Regions from separate parts of the Homo sapiens genome. Here region 1 is linked to region 2. The links are chromatin contacts, found by Hi-C or POLR2A ChIA-PET in ENCODE. All regions are on one chromosome and are shown on one strand. Each heading gives the region's core, a stretch centred on a gene start or an enhancer-like site at or near the end of the contact. The rest is flanking DNA. Distances are from core to core; before and after follow the strand shown.

Region 1 (3,181 bases), core at 83-2,582, 140 kb before region 2:
CAGCCTCAGCTTTCAACTCATGAGATCCAAAGAGACAGTGGAACCAAGTAGCTCTCTTTTTTTCTTTTTTTGTAGGTGAGTCAGAAGCCAGCCTGTGTGTTACAGAAGGAAGTTCTCCCCTCTGCCTATGAGCTCGTTTTACATCACCCAGGAGAATCTTTCAGACTCTAATCATATTGGCCAAGGTTCTTCCATCACTAGCATGACTATTGACAGGAGAAAGTATCAATAGAACAGGACATGTTCAGATTTAGAAGGTAGAGCAGAGTGAAACAAAGTGAGTGTAATAATTCCTACAATAGGCCGGGCTCGGTGGCTCACGCCTGTAATCCCAGCACTTTGGGAGGCCGAGGCGGGCGGATCACGAGGTCAGGAGATCGAGACCATCTTGGCTAAGACGGTGAAACCCCGTCTCTACTAAAAATACAAAAAAAATTAGCCAGGCGCGGTGGCGGGTGCCTGTAGTTCCAGCTACTCAGGAGGCTGAGGCAGGAGAATGGCGTGAACCCGGGAGGCGGAGCTTGCAGTGAGCCGAGATAGCGCCACTGCAGTCCGGCCTGGGCTAAAGAGCGAGACTCCATCTCAAAAAAAATAAATAAAATAAAATAAAATTCCTACAGTAATTTTTATGTACTTCATGGTAGTACATAAAAATTGTGAAAATGAATATGCTGCGTGGAGTTTTTTTTTCTCCCAGTGGACACACAACATTGAATGATTCATTCACTGTTGGAGCAGAATTTTTTACCCTGGATCAATTGTGTGCCTTCCTGATGATACTTTAATAGAACAAGTGGGCACAGAGTGACAGATGATGACGGGAGGCTCAGACACAAAGTAGAACTACTGTTGCCTGGAGCCAAACAAAAATTATACCATTTAAAAACTCAGAATCCAAGAGCTAATATGTTGTCCACAAAAGAACAAAAGGCAGAAAGTTTATGCTAAAATGAGGTAAGTTATAAATGTCAGTAACTCATAAAATGGGTATGTCCCATTGGGACCTAAAGAGTTAATATATAAAAGGAAACAGATTGAGGTCAGGTAGCCTCATGAAAATCTCAAATGCTGTGACACAGAGACAAACGTGGTACTGACGACTCATACCTGGGCTTGATCCAAGAGGCCTTTTCGAAAGTAGAGGCCTTTGTCTCTCCAGACCTGAGCCTCCTTTTTTGAAAGGGACTCTCTCTGATGTCCATGGAGTTGAAAGAGAAGCTCTGCTTTATTGGAGAAACTCCTTTCTACAGAATCACCTGCACGAAGGCAGACATTTGCAGGGAAATGAGACTGGCTTATATGATTAATTCTATCAAATGGATTTAAAATTAATCCACAGAAAGATAGAAAGAGGAAATGACACTCTGACAATAGCAGGTCTTCATGATGTTCTTTCCCCCATAATTTACTCCAAGTGAAGGTAGAAACCAGGACACAGAACTTTTGTCACAGATGGAAAAAGAAAAAGGGATGCCAGTCATTTTGTTCTAATTCATTTGCATTAAAAAAAAAAATCCTTCCCTCCTGGTTTCCATAGCTACTCCACCCCCTCAGTCTTCATTTGTAACTTGTCTGAGGGACAGGTCAGGGACTAGTGGCACCGGTGCCTTCTCACCCCCACCACAGAAGAGGGTGTCAGAATCACATGCCCTGCATGATGCTAATCACCCCAGCGCCCCCGACAACAGCAAAGCAAACCCAAACAGAACCCTCTCAACCTAAACAATCTTCCTTTCCCCTTTTAACTCTGAAGCTCTTATAAAAAACAGATATTTCAAGGATGTCCTTTAAGCTAAATACAAACTAGAACATTGAGGTAAAACACAATTATCTGCCCTAAAGTAAAAATATAGATTTTTAATATTTCCAATAAATATATTTCAAATCACCAGTTTGAGGTGTGGAATAAGTTCATATTTATTTTAGTGTTGAAACCATAGTAAGTGGAAAAAAAAAACCCTCTAGGTTGACAAGAAGACCAATCTTTCTCCTAGGATTTCCCTCCCCAGTTGATTTCTAGGGACCCTCAAGTCCATCCTGGTGGTTTTTGGTCACCACCACCCAGGAACACATTCTCTGGTCCTCACTTCATCTTCTCACACCTTCCTGAAATTGTTCCTGAAGACTGTTTTCTTTCCCATGACTATTCATTCCAAGTGTCAGTAGCCTTCCCTCTCTTAATGTTCTCAAAATAGAAAGAAAGGGATCCAGGCAGGGATATTAACAACTCTTTACTGAATGTCCAGGAATGTTCATTCTTGAGAACCTCAGGCCCTGAGTAGAACCTCAGGGTCTATGCCAAGTTCCTGACAAGCTCACATGGCATGGGATGATCTCATCCCCTACTAGGGAGAAACCTCTGGAGCCAGGGCCCTAAACCCCTCTGCTCCTTGTAAACAGAAATGTAAAGGTGTAATGAGCAAACACATGCAAAGACCTTTGCACACCTGGTACATAGTGCTTAATAAGAGATAACTGCTACAATAAAGATTAGGAGCTAGAAAAAGGCAAAATTTGCCTTTGGTTGTCATTGCTTCTTCTTTCTTTGATTCCCTTCCTTCCTTCATCTCTCTGCACCACAATATATCTAATTTTTAGCCCCTCAGTGCCTAAAGTCCCCTAGGTACTGCCCCAGTAGCTTTCAACTTCTGCTCAGTTAAAAACATCAATCCCATGTCTCTTTTTTGTCAGGTCTTTAATATAATGTGACAGTAGTTGACACCAGTTCCTCAAAGGAATGGTTCAGAACCACATAAGAACCTTGAAAATAGGGAATTTCTGTCTTTTTGCAAACAGAATGGTATCAATGTAAGTTTCAATTATTAAGGTGTTCGGGAAAGGTCGGAAGTCTCTCTTGGCCTTTCTGATTGTGCCACTTAAGCAGGTGATTGCCTGTTTTATTGTTTCCAAATAACTTGCCACAGGATATCCATTTAGCTGGTCCAAGGAAGAAGATTCATATTTCCCTGACTTGTAGAAATATGTGTTGAAGTTTGGAGGAAGAAAAGGGCTTGCCCTGGAGAGTTAACCACTGATCTGTGGAATAAACTTTAATTTTCTTCAAATAAAGGAAGCAGCTTTTATCTTCCACAGAAAACTCCATCTCTTAGTCTGGCATCGCAGCAAATTTCCTAGGCTAAATAGAGCATTGCCAGAGCTTCATAGTAGATCCTTGGGAACA
Region 2 (3,451 bases), core at 625-3,124:
TCTTTGTACTTTACTTTGACCAAATGATCCCTTTGGCTTTCGACTTACCTGGAATCTGCTGCTTAAACTGGCTAGCCTTTATTGGCATTCAGGATCTGTGGGTGGAAATTGGTTGCTGGTATTTCTGAGATGTGAAAATCCTTACCCACCTACTTTGGTTGAAGTGGTTCTAGATTGCAAAGTATTGAATACGGCCGTTTACTTATATAAAAAATACAATAGAACCTTGTATATACATAGACTACCCTCTGGGGAAGAAGAGGTAGGCTTTGGGAAACAGAGTCAAGGTAGACTTTGACTTATCTCTACTATTTGAATTTTTCATAGTGAGAATATATTTGTATGTTATTTATATAATTAAAATATCTTTAAAAAATAAGTTTAGTTGAGAGACAAAAATAATTAATGTCACGTTCTCAATTCTATATCAAGGCTGGAAATAAGAGAAAAATCCCAATTCTCAGTAAGATTGCACACATTTTAATGAAACAACAAAAGGAGAGACAGGAAGCATTCCTAGAGGTCTCTGGTGAAGAAACCTTCATATTCTTATGAAGGAATGACTCATGGATGACTCATGGTCTGTAGCTCCTTCCCCAGTCACTCCCAATTCTTGACTAAAAATATTTGCATTTCTTCCTAGTGCCATCTTCCTCCCACTCTATGCAGTGCCAGCTTGTGCCACTACCATTTTGTGACCTCCCCTTTCTGCTGCTGACCTGATGTTTATGGGAGATCAATTTTCATTCTCATCCATCACTACCAGTATGTCAGTCACTGTGCCTTCCCAGTCCCTAGCCACTTCTAAAGGAACTAGGTGCACCCACAACTTTCCTGGGGTGACTAAACCTGGCTGGACCCCTAACTCAGGGCAGCCCAGACCTCTAGGCTTGTTAGAAGCCCATGAGATATTCCAGCATGAAAAGCCTTTCCAAACAAGGTAAAGCTGGCTTCAGCAGTCTAATTCTCAGGAACTAGAATTAAGAAACACTGAGAAAATGGAGCAGTATATACTGAGAGTTGTTGAGATACTGCAAAAGAAAGAAGCCTTGAAGAAGAGTGGAGACCATGAGGGGTCATAAGTCACTTAAAGTAGAGAGGGAGCACAATCAAGGGGCGGATAGGCGTTAAGAGAAAGATTGTGAGAAAAAGGTGGGAAAGCCAGTCAATGATGAAAGAGAACCAGAGATGCCCCAAAAAACAAACTTGCAGAGGGTCAGTGGGTCATGTTAATGGTGAGTGGCCTTCCAGAAGACCCAGAAGATCCCACACTCGCACTCCCAGAATTGTCTTGGCATCTAAACAACTTTCTCATTCGTCGCCTTGAGACCTGGCTCTGACAACATTCCTACCCTTTCTGAAAGCTGGTGGTTCTGCTTTTCCTGGGTTTCCTGAGACTTTGTCATGAGCCTGAGATCACTGGCTCCTCTTTTCTAAAGGAATGGACATAGCACATTCTTCATTACTTGAGGTGACCTAAGTCTTATTCTTAAAACCAAGAGAACCTAATTCAAATGGTCAGTCCTCTTACTACAAAAGGCAGAATGGAAACAGCTGAGCAGAGTGGGAAAGCTGTGGCCTTCAAAGCAGACTGGTCTGAGTTTCAATCCAGAACCTGCCAAATGTGAGCTGTGAGACTTTTTGGGCAAGTTATCTAACTATAACACTTCTAAGAGTCGTCCTTTTTATCTTTAAATGGCTCCAGTTCAGAATGGCAGAGTGATCCAACAATGGTTTATATAAGCTGCTGGCCTGATGCCTGACACAGACTTAACACTCAATACAAGTTCATACCTTTCCTTCTTCTCTCTGGATACTTCCTGTCTTGCACAATAAAGCCCAAACTACCCCACCCCTCCAGTGGCAGTAGCTATGGTTAAAATTGTCTGCTTCCTGTCTCACTGGGTTCTGCTGTTTTGTGTTCACACACTTCAAGAGTGAAACTCAATCTGTTCAAAGCTGTAAACATGAACTTTGGGTCAGAGTTCGGTCCCCTTTCATTTAGTATCTACCAAAAGTTAATTAGAAGCACCATAATGCAATCAGTTTTTCAGGGCAGGGTGGTGGTGGGGATTACTTTCTTCATATCTACACTCATTCAGCCTGCCATCAACAAACATTTATTGAGTCACCATTGTGTGTAAAGGTACTATAAAGATAGAAGGATCACAGCATTACACACAACGAAATTGAGGTACACAGTGACCCACAGTAAGTTTATTTCCGGTTTCATTTATTTAAGATTTGCAAATGTGTGTTGTATATTTGAACAATGTAGTAAACATTGTGTGGTAGTGCTTAACTCTATTAACCAGATCTTAACTAGGATTAACTAGGATTTCATCTAAAAGTCTCTTGCAGGCCGGGTATGGTGGCTCACGCCTATAATTCCAGCACTTTGGGAGGCCGAGGCTGGTGGGGTCACTTGAGCCCAGGAGTTTGTGACCAGCCTGGGCAGCCTGACGAAACCCTGTGTCTACTAAAAATACAAAAATTAGCTGGGCATTGTCATGCACACCTATAGTCCCAGCTACTCAGGAGATGGAGGTGGAGGTTGCAGTAAGCCGAGACTGCATCACTGCACTTAAGCCTAAGTGACACAATTAGACTCTGTCTCCAAAAAAAAAAAAAAGTCTCCTGCGTATTGCCATAATGTCTTGCTCCTAGACAGGGCTCATTAAATATCGGTAGGTGAATGACTTAATACCTGTTTCAGATGCTTCAGGAATTAGCAAACATCTGTAACTCTTGCTGAGCTAAACCGGAGTATCATGTAGAAAAATATATAGTAGTAGTATAATTATAGTGGTATTAGATTATCCTAAAATCATAAATTTAAGAGGCATCCAAACACATGTTCTTCCTGAGAAACTAATTCTGCCTATTTTCCCTGCTTGGAGCTTTTTTACCTGCAAGTCTACAGACTATAATTTTTGAAAATAGATCCATATAAATCTTTCTGGAACTATTTATGTAAATGCTTTATTTTCCAGTAATCTCAGAGAATTGGCTTTCTGTACCCTGCTAATCTCCTTCTCTCAAAACAAACCAAACAAAAAGAAAACATGCTCCAGGAAACTGAGCATTCTCTATGATCTAATTAAGCAACACAGAAATATTGACATTCCACAAGTACTGACAATTATTTTTTAGCCTAAAAGACAAGAGTAAGTGTAATTATGTTGCCAGTTTAAGATCTACCTTGGAAAAATACAAACTACACCATCAAGAACTCTGTATCCTGCCTGTAATCCTAGCACTTTGGGAGGTTGAGGAGGGTGGATCACTTGAGCTCAAGTGTTCGAGACCAGCCTATCCAATATGGTGAAACCCTATCCCCACTAAAAATACAAAAATTAGCCAGGCATGGTAGTGGGCATCTATAATCCCAGCTACTCAGGGAGGCTGAGGCAGAAGAATTGCTTTAACCCAGGAAGCAGAGGTTACAGTG

What was found. A loop is a pair of places that touch in the nucleus more often than their neighbours do. ChIA-PET counts read pairs that join two places held with the same protein, here RNA polymerase II (POLR2A). Pooled maps may share reads with other maps.
Region 1: POLR2A ChIA-PET joins it to region 2 with 10 read pairs in activated naive CD4-positive, alpha-beta T cell. The contact joins the promoter of LINC02156 here to the enhancer-like site in region 2. A Hi-C loop is called at or near these places in 4 of 50 pooled maps. POLR2A ChIA-PET finds 5 or more read pairs at or near these places in 4 of 52 experiments (activated CD4-positive, alpha-beta T cell, activated CD8-positive, alpha-beta T cell, activated naive CD4-positive, alpha-beta T cell and 1 more).

What each region holds. Positions count from the first base shown.
Region 1 is chr12:47,413,159-47,416,339 of GRCh38, reverse strand. It overlaps LINC02156 (long intergenic non-protein coding RNA 2156), which reads right to left and starts at 1,332. Exons shown (of 2, transcript NR_149087.1): 1 at 1,108-1,332.
Region 2 is chr12:47,275,399-47,278,849 of GRCh38, reverse strand. No RefSeq gene overlaps it. Among named protein-coding and RNA genes, the nearest start is that of PCED1B-AS1, 61 kb to the right of the region's middle. Within about 2 kb of position 1,874, at least 15 of the 41 ENCODE cell types and tissues checked have a DNase peak (open chromatin) inside an H3K27ac peak, as active enhancers do.